Regions from separate parts of the Homo sapiens genome. Here region 1 is linked to region 2. The links are chromatin loops, found by intact Hi-C in ENCODE. Cell type or tissue: ascending aorta. All regions are shown on one strand. Region 1 overlaps SDC3 (syndecan 3). Region 2 holds the start of LINC01778 (long intergenic non-protein coding RNA 1778).

Region 1 (8,000 bases), 65 kb before region 2:
AGTCCATCTTTTCTAGCCCAGTTCCTCTCCCACAAGCACTGTCTACTGCAGAGCTTTGGTTTCTGTTTGGTAGACTGTTTTAGGATCATTCATTCATTCATTCATTCATTCCCTGGGGGCCTGGGGGCCTGGGGCTAAGGCTGGTGGGCAACCTTGCCCTGGTGGAGCTTCCTACAGGGGAGGGGGCCAAGCTGGTGTGACTAGGTCCCTACTGGCAGAAGCTGGGCTTCTGATCCTGCCTGGGGATGCTCAGGGAGCTATTCCTGGTGGAGTGGGTGGGTCAGCTGAGACCTGAAGCAGTTTGATTCAGGGAAGCCACGTTCAGGTGACACATGAGGAGTGGAGGCCAGGCCTTATCCCTGGGCTGCAGGGATAGGGGCCAGGGCACTCAGGGTCCTTGAGCCCTGGCAGGTGTTTGGACTCTGAGCTCAGTGGGGGAGAGGAAGAGCCTGTAGCTGTGTGGAGAAGGGGCTGGCAGGATACCTGGGGAACGCAGGACCTGCAGGAGGCTGGAGGAGGATGTTGGGTTGGGGGGGTGAGCACTGGGTTTTCTTTGGCTCCCTGCACCCCATTGCTGAGGGGCAGGGGGTCCTTGTAGAGTTCTTGGCCTCCCCACTCAGGATCCTCTGTGGTCCCTGCCTGGCAGTCTAAGGCACTGTGAGGCCTCCTCCCTTCTTCTTCTTCCTCTTTTTTTTTTTTTTTTGACGGCGTCTCACTGTGTCGCCCAGGCTGGAGTGCAGTGGCGTGATCTTGGCTCACTGCAATCTCCACCTCCCGGGTTCAAGCCATCCTCCTGCCTCAGCCTTCTGAGTAGCTGGGATTACAGGTGTGCGCCACCATGCCCAGCTAATTTTTGTATTTTTAGTAGAGACGGGGTCTCGAACTCCTGATCTCGTGATCCACCCGCCTCAGCCTCCCAAAATTCTGGGATTACAGGTGTGAGCCACTGCTCCTGGCCTCCTCCTCCCTTCTTAATGGCTGAGAGATCAGAGTCTGGGAGGCAAAGCCAAGGTGTTGAGGCTCAAGACAGGGCCTAAGGGGTTTTAGGCTTCATACCTGAGTTCAGCCAGGCAGGAGAGACGGGGCTACCGAGCACCTTCCAGACAAAGGCCTGGTAGCTCCAGCCCAGGCCTAGCCCAGGACAGACAGGCCTCTGCCAGAGAGTAGAGTGGAAACCACCCGAGGGGCTTGGCGGCTGCCAGCTGTGCTGGGCGGAGCTGGTGCTTGGGAGCCAGGTGAAGATGGGGCCAGGGTGAAGGGTGGGGCCTGAAGAGGCACCTGTCCTCAGGGTTGCCCTAGACAGCCATGGGGACAGAGGGCAGATGGACTTGAGTTAAAATTCAGGCGTGTTTTACCACTGGGACCCTGATAGGCTCTGCCCCTTCCCTGGCAGGGACATATCCTCATGCCTTTTCCTGAGGGCAGCCAGGGGTGAGGCACATGGTCAAAGGGTGGGGTGGGGCATCCGGAACCACTGAGGGCTGCAGCTGGAATGCTGGGGTCGAGGGTTGGGGACGGCAGATAGCCTGGGTCTGGAGTCCCTGGAGTCTCTGAAGACTCTGGGCTGAGCCTGTCCCCCTCCACTGGCCCCACCTGACAAAGTGGCCTTTGAACAGCCTAGAAGAGGCAGTTGCTGAGCTGGGCCTCCCACTTGTGGTCTGCGGACTAAACGTTTGCCTGTCTGGGGGCGGGGGCTGTGGAGGCTTCACCTGAGGCTTGGTAAGAAGATGTTCAAATGGGAGAGGAGGTGAGCAGGGCCAAGACAAGCGTGTTGTCAGGATAAGGAATGCTGGGCTTCTCTGAACTTGAGTCCAGGCTCTGCTGTGTGACCCTGGGCAAGTTTCTTGTCCTCTCTGAGCCTCAGTCTCATATTCATTGTTATTTTTGAAACAACAGCTTTATTGATATATAACTCATATACATCTTGCCCATCTAAAGTATTTAATTCAGTGGTTTTTAGTATATTTACATAGTTGTAAAGCCATCACTAAATTTAGAACGTTTTTATCACCCCAGAAAGAAACGCTGTACCCATTAACAGTTGCTCCTTGTTTCTCCACAATCCCTGCAGGCATAGGCTGTCACTAATCTATTTTCTGTCTGTATGGATTTGCCTATCCCAGACATTTCATATAAATGGAATAATATAATATGTGGTCTTTTGTGGCCAATTTCTTTCACTTAACATAATGGTTTCAAGGTTCATCCACACTGTAGTATCAGTATTAGTTCATTTGTTTATTTTTGAGACTGAGTTTTGCTCTTGTTGCCCAGGCTGGGGTGCAATGGCATGATCTCGGCTCCCTGCAACCTCTGCCTCCCAGGTTCAAGCAATTCTGCCTCAGCCTCCCAAATAGCTGGGACTACAGGCACGTGCCACCACACCTTGCTAATTTTGTATTTTTAGTAGAGATGGGGTTTTACCATGTTGCCCAGGCTGGTCTCGAACTCCTGACCTCAGGTGACCCTCCCACCTCGGCCTCCCAAAGTGTTGGGATTACAGGTGTGAGCCACCATGCCCAGCCTCAGTATTAGTTTTTTTTTCTTTTGCCAAATAATATTCCATTGTATGAACATACCACATTTTATTTATTCATTCATCAGCTGATGGATATTTGGGTGGTTTCAATCTTTTGGCTATTATGAATAATGCTACCTTTTTTGGTGTGTGGACATATATATTTTCATTTTTCTTGAATATATACCCTAGGAGTAGAATTACTGAGTCATATGGAAACTCCATTTAACATTTTGAGAGACTGCCAGCCTCTTTCCTAAAGCGGCTGTGCTGTTTTACATTCCCACCAGTGGTGTGTGAGGGTTCCGATTTCCCCACGTCCTCGCCAACGCTTGTGATTATCTGACTTTTTGATCACATTCATTCTTGCATCCATTCATCCCTCAAGTATTTATAGAACATCTATATTCAACAAGGCAGAAGGCCCACTGCAGAGCTGGGAAGGGAATTTATCCCTTGAAGAGTTGTTTAGAAGATTCCATGGCATAATATCTAGAACAACCCCCACCAAGCTCAGCACATAGTAGATGCTCAGAGACGGGAGACAGGGAGCATCAAGGAGAGGATCTGGGGGTGGTCAGCAACCATGGGGCCCCCGGGAATGGAGGAAAAGAGGATGGAATTTGTACGTGCTGACCACGTACTGTGTGTGGGAACCAGTGCTTCAGTCCTTATGACCCTCTGGGCCATATCATTGTTCCATTTGCAGATGGTGGAACTGAGGCTCAAGCCAAGCAGCTTGTTCTGGGTCACTAGGCTGAGAAGTAGTCAGACTGTGGGCTGAGAGCCTTGTTTGGATCATCTTATTTAATCCTCCCAACCCCTGAGGTCAGTCCTATTACTATACCCATTTAGTAGGTGAAGAAACTGAGGCTCAGAGAGGTAGACTGACTTGCCCAGAGTCGCGTAGCTGGTGAAGTTCTGTCCTGGGATTTGGAGCCACATAGTCGAGCATCAGAGTCCCTGCTGTGTCTCCCAGGCCTCTGGAGGGGAGGGTGAGGGCTTGGACATGTCTGCTCCCTCCTTCCCTCCCTTTCTCACCCCACTGTGTCCCACAGAGCCTCATCTTGGGTTGGAGACAGTCCTGGGGCAAGTGTGGCCCTAGGCTGGCTTTTGAGGGCCCTGCCAACCCTTCTTCCAGCCTTTTTGTCTGATGCCTTGCTCTGTGCCTCAGTTTCCCATCTGGGTGATGGTGGTGGTGACTTCCAAGGCTGCTGTGGCTCAGATCATCTGAGTCTGGCTTGTTCTGTCCCTAGAAGAGGAGCAGCCGAGAAGCCAGTGGGACTGCTCCAGGCTGGGGGCGGGGAGTGGCATCTCCACTGTGTGTGAGTTTGGGCTGGTTATAAATAACCCAGCAAACAGGAGGGTGCGGGGAACCACAGCCCGCCTCCTCAGGAGGAGAGGCCTGGACACACACACACATTCTTACAGACAGGGCCGTTTCAGTTATGTGTGTGTGTGTGCTGTGTGTGCCCAGGGTGTATGCTCAGCATGTGTGTGGGGAGGGCTTTGGGGAGCCGTCAGAGCTGTGCAGGCTCCCGGGACAGCTGGAAGGTCTGGGCCTGCTCAGGCTGACTCCAGCAGGTTCTCTTCAGTTCCCTGGAGGAGGCTGGGGTCAGCCCAGCAGAGCTCTAGGGCTGGCGAGGTCCCTGGAGCCCCCTCACCTGGCTTCAAGTGATTCCAAGGTCAGGCTGAGGATCCTTCTGCTCTTAGGGGCCTCCATGTGCTCCTCCAGCCCCTTCCCACTGCCACGTCCCACCCTGCCTGCTCTCCCTGTCCCTGCTCCAGTCCTGAATCCCATCCTGACTCTCCGGCTGAGCTCACTGACCTCTAGCAAGTCGCCTGGGCTTTCTGCCTCTGTGGAGTAAGGAGGCCCATTTCACTGGCTCCTGAGAAGGTAGAGTCCAGTGCTTAGTGTGTGCTCAGTGAAGGCTGCTTTCTTCCAGTCCTGGTTGAGAAATGGCCAGAATGTATGCTCCACTGGGAGCCCACTGATCTGCATATTTGCATATAATTTACATAAACATTTTGTGACAAAATATGCTGGGATCAGTGTCTGTTTCTCTTCCCTCCTCCCAGCTCACTTGGAGTCCTCCTGGCTGGATTTTGGAGGGATCAGAGAGAACTCTTGTTCATTCCTCGGTTTTACACACAGGGAGACTGAGGCCAGAGAAGAGCAGGGCCTGCCTTGGGATCCCATAGCGATTGGGAGCAGGAGGCAGGTGATGCAGATCTCTGGGGGATGATGCAACCCACAGTATTCACTGAACAAAGACTGATGGAGGCTGACTGTGTTCCAGAAGCAGTCTGAGCCCTGGGGTTAGAGAAATGACCACACAGACCCAGTCACTGCCACCAGGAGCAATTGGAGGGGGAGACAGACACATTCCTCTGAAGCCCGGAAATAAACCAGCCAATTTTCAGGCAGTGGTAAGCGATTGAGGACTAGCCCTGGTTTTGCAGACTAGCTGGGCACGTGGGGACGTCGTTTGGGTGGATTTGGTGGTTCAGGGAGGTGAGCTTTGAGTGGGGACACAGTGTCATGTCCCAGTGCCTACTAACTGCCTATCACCACTAGGCACGTGACAGCTGGTATCTCTGTGTGTTGGGGATCATTATTCCCGTTTCATAGGAGGACAGAGCGAGGCCCAGTGAGGCGAAGGGATGTGACCAGGTAACCAGTTTGGGAGTGGGAAGCCAGGGCGGGAACACCTAACTCCACACCAGGTTGTTCCTCGGAGACTCCTGGGCCCCAGGAGCGGGCAACCCTTGCCGTGTTTGCTGGCAGTGACCGTCATGGAGCCTGGAGACAGACTCCTAGAGGCACCTGCTGGTGAGTCATGGTGGGGGCAGGGGGTGCCTACCTGAGCTGGGCCACCTGTCGTGTGAGTGCGCCTTGTCCTCCATTTCTACTCACTCCCAGGCTTTCAGGCTGTCTCTGTGCAGGGAGCTGAGTGTGAGGTGGTGCTGGTCTCTGACATTTGCCCTGCTTTTGAGAGCCTTCTGGTAGGGGAAACTGATTAGGGCTAGGAGCAGGTGTGCTCTGCAATCCAAAGGGCATGGTCTTTGGGGTTCAGCTAATCTTGGGTTCAAATCCTGGCCCATTGCTGTGTGACTTTGAGCCAGTTGCTTCACCTCTCTGAATTTTAGTTTGCCCATCTGTGAAATGGGAATGGCAATCCCTTTCTGGTCAAGTGAGAAGAGAAATGAGGCAATGTGCATATAAGGAACCTGGCACTTAGTGAGGGCTCCCTCCGTCGGGGCTGTGATCATTTTCATAAGGGATGGAATGGCCCAGCCTTTTCCAGAAAAGTGCTCAGTGGAAGGAGTCTTGAATCACAAACTGGCATTCCCTGCAGGCATTCTCAGGGGTTCAGGAGTTCACTGAACACAGGATTTAGACTCAACAAGGCCAGAATTCAACTCCTGTGTGACCCCACTGGTGGCTTAACAGGCTCAGTCTCCTCATCTATAAATGGAGACCATATTATCTGCTTCCCAGGGCAGCTGAGTGGTTTCACTGAGATCCAGTGGAAGGGCCTGTTAGAGTGATGGGAGCATGGTTGGTGGGCCTTCTCCCTTAGTAAATGACAACACAGTGGAGGTACTGAGTCCCCAAGAAAGGACTTCCTAATTTGGACCAGGGAGGTGGTTGGCGTGCGTATGTGACATTCAAGCAGGCTGACAAAGGAGGCATTGTGTGAGCTGAGCCAGCTTTGTGGGGACATATCTAGTGCCTAGGATGGTGCTTGGCACACAGTAGGAGCTTAATAACCATTGGTTTTACTGATTAACCAGCTGAGTAGGTGCTGGCCAGGCAGAGATGGTGGGGAAAGGTATTCCAGGAAGCAGGAACAGGCCTGAAGGAGCCCGTGTTCCCAGAACTGTAAATAGTTTTGTGTGGGAGGAGTATGGGGGTGGGCAGCTGGGAGTGGGGTGTGGGGGGTGCTGCTGGGTCTGGAAACGGGGCCTCAGTGGGTGGTCCTGCTCTCAGGCACGAGCTTGGGGACAGGCATCAATGAGCAGTGTGAGTCAGGGTGGCCAAGAGTGACGTGAGAGGGCAGGTGGCTGGGATTGATGGGGCGGTGACGGAGGCGTCCCAGCCCTGGGTTGAGGAGGGGGCCTGGCTTTCCCAGGGTTGCATTGTCAGCTTCTGTCTAGGCACAGGGGACAGAGTGGGCTGCTGTAGGGCAGCCAGTCTGCACCTCAACAGAGACTGGCCAGCCCGGCTGAGCCAGGAACAGGGCTGATGGGAGAAGGCGGGCGGGTGGGTGTCTGGGCACCACAGGCCAAGGTGGCCGCCAGACAGGCTGATGCCAGGGGAGGGAGCCAGGTCCTGCCAAGCCAGCCTGTCTGTGGTGAGACTCGGTTGGGCCGTGGGCCCTGCCAGCTCCCTCAGAGGCTTTTGTGTTCATTTCCTTTCCACCCCCCTTTTCAGTTTCCTCGTAAGGTCCCTCACGAACAGTCTCAATGGGGTCTCAGCAGAACCAGGGGACCCGGAAGTTTCACAGACCAGAGAACACCAGGGATGGAGACTCAGGGAGGATGTGCGCTCTCTAATAACAAAAGTGCTATGGGTTTATCGGAGAAATTGTGGAAAATACAGAAAGGTCCTGAGAAGAAATTAAAGCTGCCTGTAATCCCACCACCCAGAGAGAGCCTCTGGGAACCTTTAGTTATAATGCAGCATTTGGAAATTCACTTTGATAGTGAGTTCATTAAAACAGGATCAAGTTCTACATATTTTTTGTAACCTATTTTTTAAACATAATGATGATACTCATATTAATAGCCAGCATTTACTGAGCAATTTGTTAATGGGTGAACATGCCCAGCCTCCTTCTGTAAACCCCACGAGGTGGGCATTCTTATCTTTGTTTTACCAGTTAAAGCAGCCTGAGAGAGTTAAATATCTGCCCAAAGTCACATCGGAATTGAGAGAGCCATCTGCATATTCCTATCAACAGCTATACTGTCTTGTCTTCTGATGATCAATATGTGCATTTTCCTACATCCTTCAATATTCCTTGTAGCAAGTAAAAAAAAGCCTTCTATGACACATTTATGTCTTTTAATAACCTCATTAGACAGTGTAGATTTGTGAGAACTCAATTGTTGATAGCTGCGTAATATTCCATGTTATGGTTGTACCCTCATTTATTTAACTCGTCCCCTGTCGTTCAGTATGTGGGTTATTTCCATTTTTTCCCTCTCGTAAATTACATTGTCCTGGATCTCCTTGACCTAAGGATCAAATTCTTGGGAGTCCAGAGTGTCAGAATCAGAAAGGCCCTTAGACCACCATGCTTGGTTTTCCATTTTGCAAATGGGGCAAAGGAAAGGCAGAGAAGGGGGAAGAGGATTTGTCCACGGTCTTGGAGGCTGTGGGCGCCTGAGCCAGGGCTGCTACCTGCTCTCCTGTTGGGGCTGGGGTGGGGATGTGGGTGGAGGCAGGTGCCACAGTGGGAAAAAGGGCATCCTG
Region 2 (8,000 bases):
AGAGACCTCATTAAAACATACTCTAGCCTGTAATCCCAACACTTTAGGAGGCGGAGGTGGGTAGATCACTTGAGGTCAGGAGTTCAAGACCAGCCTGGCCAACATGGTGAAACCGTGTCTCTACTAAAAATACAAAAAATTAGCTGGGCATTGTGGCAGACACTGGTAATCCCATCTACTTGGGAGGCTGAGGCAGGAGAATCGCTTGAACCTGGGAGTGGAGGTTGCAGTGAGCCAAGATCATGCCATTGCACTCCAGCCTGGGCAGCAGAATGAGAATCCATCTCAAAATAAAAATAAAAATAAAAACACACTCTCCTGTGTCTCCTTCCGAGGACCCTCTACTCAGAGAACTTGGGTGGTGGTGCCTCACTCAGAAAATATGCCCAAGCCTAGCTGGTTCTCTTCTATACCCTCAGATGGGGCATAACCCTTTGACTCCTACTGCTTTTAGAGGAGCGCTTCCACACAACAGGGCAGGTACATGAAGCACTGATGTGCAGAAGATTCTAGGCCCTCTTTTGTTTTCATCAAGTAGCAGATTCACCTCTTCTTTTAGTGATTATATTGGCAAATCACTCTGATGCCCACAAGTTCTAAATAAACCACCTGAGCAGTCCTAGAGTCAACACATTGCTATGCCAAGAACATGGGCCTTGGAACCTGACAGGCCTGGGTTCAATTCAGTAACACTGTGTGGTCTTGGAGGAGATACTTTCTCTCTCTGGACCTTTCAGATAGGATTAACAATAGCCATCCTGCAGGGCTGTCGTGAATGTTTAATGTAACAGTATGTGAAGGGCCTACATGTGCCCTGGCTAGAGGAGGTTCTAGTCACTGTTCAGTTGCAAGACAGACCGGATTTGGGAAAGTGCAGTGAGGGGGAAACTGGGTGCCTAAAAAGACTCTGGTTCTGCTGGTCAACCCAACTGTGTGACTCTGAGCAGTCACTTGCCTTCTCTGGCCCTCAGTTTCCTCATATGTCAAACCAAAGGTTGAATAAGAGGATTCTAAGGGCATTGCCAGCTCTGACATCCTGAAGGTTCCTTAATTGGAAGATCTGAGTTGATTCTTTTGACATTTAAGAAGCCACTCAATTGTCCTGTCTTGATTCATTGGGAGAGGACATCTGTAACCACTGCATCAGGGATTTCCGTGAGAGTTTGACGGTATTCATGTGGTATTATGACAAAAATCCAGGACTCAGCTGGGCATGGTGGCTGATGCCTGTAATCCCAGCACTCTGGGAGGCCGAGGCAGGTGGTTCACTTGAGGTCAGGAGTTTGAGACCAGCCTGGCCAACATGGCAAAACCCCATCTCTACTAAAAATACAAAAATTAGCCGGGCTTGGTGGCACCTACCTGTAATCCCAGCTACTCGCGAGGCTGAGGCAGGAGAATTGCTTGAACCTGGGAGGCAGAAGTTTCAGTGAGCTGAGATCATGTCATTTCACTCCAGCCTGGGTGACAAGAGTGAGACTCTGTCTCAAAAATAATAATAATAATAATAAAAATAAAAACCCAGGACTCTTGTCCCACCATCTACTTTGTTTCATGTTTTTCCTCGAGAGAGTGAATAACAAGTACGTGTGACAAATGAGAAGTCAAGACACCACTCTGTAATGAGTGAAGCAAACACCGGTATCCCAAAGCAGGGCTATGCCACACTGGAGTCCTCACCAGCCCTCTCCATCCTCCTCTAACACCCATAATAATGCCATTACTATAGCTGATTGATTGGATAGTTACATGTGCCAGGCAACAAACCTTATTTAATTCTCATAACAACCCAATGATTGCACTGTAATGACCCCGCTTACCAGAAAATGGGCCTCATCAGTCTTCAGAAATCTGACCCAACAGATAGGCAACTTTTCCTCCCTGCTGAGGGGTGATAGGAAGGGCAGACATGGTGAGCAGGGGGGCAGTCCCAGCTCCTAGGTGGTGGCTACGACATGACTAAAGAGATGGGAAGCAGGTGCATGGAGGTTGGAAAGGAAGTGCAGAGGCTGGGAGGGGTGGGTGGAGGCTGGGGTAAGGGTAATGGGGAGGGGGCTGATGGGGGTTTGGATTTGTGGAAGCGTACTTGGGATGAAGCTCTGTGTTGAGTGCTGGGAACGGAGGTGAATCACAGCCTCTGTGTGTGTGTGTGTGTGTGTGTGTGTGTGTGTGTGTGTAGAGGGTGGGGAGATGTGAAAAGAGATAGACATCTTTTCAATGCAGCATGATTCTTGAAACGAAAGTTGCATACACAAGCTGACACAAATATCATATGGAAGGAGAGCGGTGATCCTATCTGGCTGCCAGAGAAGCCCTCAGAGCCTCCCAGGTGAGTTGGTGCCATCTCCTCAGTCACCTGAACTATGGCTCCACGTCCTTTACACCTCCTCCTGAGTTTGGGTCTCTCCATCTCTACTCCAGCTCGGGTAGCCTTAGTCCCCCCTGCCCTGACTTTCCCCAGTCCCTGCAATGACTGGTCTCCTAGTCCCCTCCAGCCCATCCTCCACACAGCTGCAAGAGTGGAGATCTTCCTAAAATGCAAACCTAATCATAGCCCTCTCCCCTTCCATCCCCCAACTGCCTGAGAATGTGGTCCAAGATCCCTTAGCACGACATTCAAGCCCTTTGGGATCTTGTTCCTGCTTCCCCTTTCAGCTTTACTTTAAACTCCTCCTCCTCTCCAACACCCCGAACCCCACCATCTAATTTCCTGCCATAGTGCCTCGAGTGTTCCTTGCTTTTTACTGCCTCCAGTCTTTGCGCAGGCTGTCCCCTCTGCTGAGAATCCCTTCCCCACCGTTCCTCATCTGGCTCTTTCAGGTCCTGGCTCTGTATCCCTTTCTCCCAGCAGTCCTCCTGATTCGGTAGGTTGGATAGGGACCCCTCCTCTGTGTTCCCACAACCTCCGTGCTCCCTCTATTTTAATCCTTAACACACTGCCTTGCCATTTTCTCCTGGACTGCTTGCTTGATCAGACTGTGGGGGTGGGGGGCTTTGTGAGGGCAGGGGTGGAGGTGGACTCATCTTTGCGTCTGCAGAGCCCAGGTGCACCTGGATGCTGGAGGGTGCTCATTGCTGTTTGCAGGGTGTATGGATGAGTGTGTGGTTCCAGGTTGTGGGGGCGGGGTGGTCTTGGCAAGGGACTGTGGGCCAGGTTGAGGGAGAGGGCCGAATGGGCGTCTTTACAGGAATTCTGATGCCTGGGCCAGCAGGAGCTCAGCTTTCCCCTTCTGGCCTGAGTAGGGGGTCTATGGGGCTCAGTCGGAGGGGAGGGGTCCCTGGGCCCCATCATAGTCTGGAAAGAGGAGTGGACGCGGCTCTCCCGCCCGGAGCTTCCTCCGAACATCCCTCTGCAACGCCGGCCTGGGCTGTCATAGCAACAGCCCGCCCCGGCGGGGGCGCCGGCCAATGGCAGCCGGTGCTGGTGAGGTAATGTCCCGGTCTGGAAGCCCATTGGCTCCATTTTTGTCCACTTCTGGGTCCGGGCCTGCGGTGGGAGCCGCGAGGGGGAGGACAGAGCATGCGCAGGGAGCCCAGCTGTCTACACCGGCGGCGCGATTCCTCTCCCTGCGCTCCCCGCTCTCCCTCTCAGTTCTGGGCTGGCTACCTCTGTCCTTCTCCTCTCTCTCTGCGTGCCGTACCTGTCCCTGGTTGTGTCGGTCGTTTGGTGCGTCTGTCTCCCTGACTCTCTTGGGGTCTCGGTGGCCCCTTCTTCTTGCCCCTGTCTCTGCCCCGGGGTCTCTGACTCTGAGTGCGCCTCCTCGTCTTGTCCAAACAAGGGCGCAGTGAGAGTTCCTTGACTTGCAGCCAGAAGGTGACTCACTGCTTCAAACCGCAAGGCCGCCCGGCAAGCCTCCGGCACCTTCTTCCCGAGTCTGTGGGAAGCTCTGGCACACACACAGGCCGAGGGCTTGAGATCCCGAGAGGCCCGGGCTGGCCTTTCCCTGGTTGGCCTCACCAGACCTTTGTTCTTGTTGACTTGTTGCCCAGTCAAGGGAAAGGCAGGACGGTCTGGGCTTTGGGGAAGGGAAGGGGACAGATTTAGAGAACAATTGGGCATGAGCTTCCATAATGCCAGCAGGGGAGGTTAGACAGCTGGAGGGACTTCCAGAAAACTACAAAGGCATAGGCACTGGGCCGAGTGAATGAAAAGGGCAGTTGGACTTTGCTCTACCCACCCCTCTGTCTGTCCATCCATCAACACAACACATTGATGCCCATCAGTGCCAGGTTCTGGGCTTGGCGATGGCTCAGTCCCCTGAGCGCCTGGAATCACAGCCCAGTCTGGGAGGCAGGCACACAAATCCTGGGTTTCAATGGGATTCCAGAAGAAGGCAAAACTCACCCTGCCAGGTGGGGTGCTTGACTCAGGCAGGGAAGCTTTGTGGAGGAGGGGGTCTTTGAGCTGGTGTTTGGGAGGATGGCCAAAAGCTTGTTTGGATCAGCCTGGGCAGGGCACAATGACAGACCCATCTGGAAGGATCAGGGGTGGTTGGAAGGTCCAGGAATGTGAATACCTGCATGAGGGAGTTTGCACTTGAACTCAGGGGCAGTTTGCAGCCACCCAGGGATCAGAGCAAGGGAGAAGTGTGGTCAAAGTGGTTTTCGTGCAGTCATGCCGGTGACAGAATCTTGGCTGTCTTGCTCAATGCTGCACCCCAGCCCAGGGTAGAGTGCCAGGCCCACAGTGAGTGTTCACACACTTGTCGAAGAAAAGCGTGAACTGAAGGGGAGAGGTTCTGATGGATGAGGGCTGAAATGATGAGGTCGTCTTCATGTGGTGGTGGAAGGGAGAGGAAAAGGGATGGGTTCAAGAAAGGTAAAGGACAGGTAGAAGTGATGGGCCCTACTGGTTTACTGGAGGTTGTGGGGGTGATGGAGAGGAATCTGCTTGGGGTAACACCTATGTTTCTGGCTTGAGCAACTAAAGGTTGGGGGAGAGGGAATACGGGTGGGGTAGATTTCAAGGGAAAGGTGGTTAGTTCAGAGTTGGAGCCTCAGCATCTGAGATGCTTGTGAGACCTCTGGGTGGGGCTGGGTGGGAGAGGTCTGGGCTGGGGTGGCCTGCATAAAGGTGGTGGCTGACGCTGTAAGTAGACATGAGCTGCTTAAGAACTGGGACATGGCCAGGCGCAGTGGCTCACACCTGTAATCCCAGCACTCTGGGAGGCCGAGGCAGGTGGATCACGAGGTCAGGAGATCGAGACCGTCCTGGCTAACACGGTGAAACCCCGTCTCTACTAAAAATACAAAAAATTAGCTGGGGTGGTGGCAGGCGCCTGTAGTCCCAGCTACTCGGGAGGCTGAGGCAGGGGAATGGCGTGAACCCGGGAGGTGGAGCTTGCAGTGAGCCGAGATCGCGCCACCGCACTCCAGCCTGCGCGACAGGGCGAGACTCCGTCCCAAAAAAAAAAAATAAATAAATAAATAAATAAAGGAAAAAGAAAGAACTGGGACATTTACGAGCAGGTTTCTCTGGTGAGGGGGTCTTTTTGAACCCCAAGGAGACCTGGGTAGGAGTCAGAAGTCCTGGGTTTTTGTGGATTCTGACACTGGCTTGCTGTGTGACCTCGGGCAAGTCATTCCTCTCTGGGCCACTGTCCCCTGATCTCTCAGCAGAGCCTGTCAGAGGTGGAGAGTGACCTGGACCACTTCTGTTTTTTAAGGCCTCTGGATATGGTTAAAAAAAGAGATGTGCCCTAACAGGGTAACAAAAATTGTGGTTATTGACTATGTTCACATTTACATGTTAACATTGTGAACAGACACAAGGATTGTGAATAGACTGTCATTTGAAGGTTAAAGTCCAGACCAGAGTCATGTTGGGAAATTTGTCCCCTGGTTCTGGCCTTCCTGGTTGCTTGGAGTAATTGCCCTTTTAGATAGGAAAGCTGCCTGCCTGGGGGTAGAGAAGGGGTGAGGGTACGTGGAGGCCAGAAGGAGCTGGGCCAAGGTTTTTGTCTGAGCAGGAGCTCATAAGTTCTTGCTCTAAGCCTGGGCATTCATGCCCCTCTTCTAATTCCTGCCAGCTCCCAACTTGGAGTCTTTTCTCCAGGAGCCATCAGAGGCCATGCCAGTCCCAAAGCAGGCAAGAACACTGTTGCAGCTCCTGCAGGACCACCTTCCTTTCCTGTTCATCCCTCAGCTCCTCCAAGATGAGAGCATTAGATGAGCCGGGCCCAGGCTCTGCCTTTAACTCACCCCTGGCCAGGTCACTGCCTCTCTGAGTCTCACGGTCTTGACATCTCTATGTCCTCAAGCTGTAGCCTGGTGGCTGGCACAAAGTACATACTTAGTAAATGTTGGGTGAGTTGAAATGAATGGTGAAGTTGTTTATTTCACTGGAGCAGGGGTTGAGGGAAGAGTGGTAGAGAGAGATCATGTTGTTGGGGCTGTCAAAATAAGATCACATCTGCAAATGTGCTTTGGAAAAGGTAAATCAGATATTTTAAAGTCAGCATTGTATCATATTTGGCCCAATGCCCCTGAAAAGCTTCCAGAGCAAAGAGTAGACACAAAATGAGTTTTTCTCCCACAAAACCTTTTTTTTAATTTCACAATAATTAATCATAAATACATTCTGCTTAGCCCAGTGGTCAAGAACTAGGACCCAGTCAGGTGTGGGGGCTCACACCTGTAATCTCAGCACTTTGGGAGGCCAAGGCGGGCAGATCACTTGAGGTCAGGAGATCGAGACCAGCCTGGTCAATATGGGGAAATGCTGTCTCTACTAAAAATACAAAAATTAGCCAGGTGTGGTGGTATGTGCCTGTAGTCCCAGCCACTCCGGAGGCTGAGGCAGGAGAATCACTTGAACCCGGAAGTGGAGGTTGCAGTGAGGTAAGATGGTTCCACTGCACTCTAGCCTGGGCAACAGAGCGAGACTCTGTTTCAAAAAAAGAAATGAGGTGGGTATGCTGTTTTCAAATCCTGACTCCATTGCTTTCTGGCTGTTTGACCTTTGATAAGTGACCCGACTTCCTTGTATATCAGGCTGAAATGTAAACTGCAAATAATACCATTATCATCTCATGGGGTTGTTATGAGGATTTCATGAACTATTAGATATAAAGTATTGAAGAAAGTGCCTGGCCCATGTGAACGTTTCAGAAATGTTAGCTTTTATTATTGTTAGCAATGATAGGGCTTTCTCAAACCCCTCCCCACAGCTGCCTGCTCTTAGTGGCTGGTGGTTGTGGCAGATGCTACAGGCGGGCCCACTCAACGAGGAGGCCCGTTTAGCTCTCCTCCCTCTACTCAGGGCAGCGGTTCTCAATTTGGGCTTGCACATTAGAATCAACTGGGAGCTTGGAAAACTCCCAGTGTCGGAGCTGTACCCTCAGAATCTCCAAGAGTGTGACCCAGGACTCAGAGCTGGCTGAGGCATCCCCCTGATCCACGCTAAGGTGCAGCCACAGTTGAGAACTGGTGATCAAGGGCAGTGCTTCTCAAAGCCTGGACTCCAGACCAGCCGCATCAGCATCACCTGGGAACGTCTGAGAATGCAAATTCTCAGGCCCCACGCCAGAGCAGCTGCAGAATCAGAAACTCCAGGGGAGTGGGGCCAGCAGTCTGTTTCAACAGCTCCCCCTCCCCCAGGGGCTAAAGCTTGAGAACCAGCAATCTAGTGGCTGAAAGGACAATGTGTGCTTTTTTGAAAACCACTGCTGTAAGCTGCATTCTGTTATTCCCTGACATGAATAGGGACCAATTCCTGCCCCCTAATAACCATACCTTTTGTTATCCTCAGCTGCTTTATATGTATTCTCATATTTAGACCTCAGAGCAACCTAATACCAATAACTCACCTCCATTTGCTAGAATGAGGAACTCCCGTGACCTGTCCAAGGCCTCATAAACTAGTTACTCCAAGGCTAATTCCTCTGACCTTTGGCCAAGCAGAGAAAGAGTCTTGGATTCTGTTTGAGACCCTGAGCCCTGACCTTGTCAGTGGAGGGGCTGCAGGTCTTGCGCTTCCTCTGGGAGCCCAGCTGCTCCTC

Evidence for each region. Peaks named below come from ENCODE experiments on the same cell type or tissue, not always from the same donor. Only the 100,000 strongest peaks of a DNase experiment are listed, where the experiment ranks them.
Region 1: it touches region 2 in a loop (4-fold over the local background); 10 of 110 quality-filtered maps call a loop at or near these places.

Annotation. Positions count from the first base shown.
Region 1 is chr1:30,884,554-30,892,553 of GRCh38, reverse strand. All of the region lies in intron 1 of SDC3 (syndecan 3), which reads left to right. Among named protein-coding and RNA genes, the nearest start is that of SDC3, 20 kb to the left of the region's middle. RefSeq lists enhancers at 979-1,694, 3,786-3,845, 4,026-4,085, 6,278-6,778. In ascending aorta, no CTCF peak of the experiment used is centred here; DNase peaks (open chromatin) are centred at 3,963, 4,873, 6,555 and 6,821; H3K4me3 peaks cover 390 bases; H3K27ac peaks cover 6,839 bases.
Region 2 is chr1:30,820,015-30,828,014 of GRCh38, reverse strand. It overlaps LINC01778 (long intergenic non-protein coding RNA 1778), which reads right to left and starts at 3,363. Exons shown (of 3, transcript NR_146732.1): 1 at 3,187-3,363; 2 at 1,821-1,884. RefSeq lists an enhancer at 3,636-4,138. In ascending aorta, a CTCF peak has its summit at 3,593; DNase peaks (open chromatin) are centred at 3,444, 3,854 and 4,679; H3K4me3 peaks cover 1,461 bases; H3K27ac peaks cover 2,390 bases.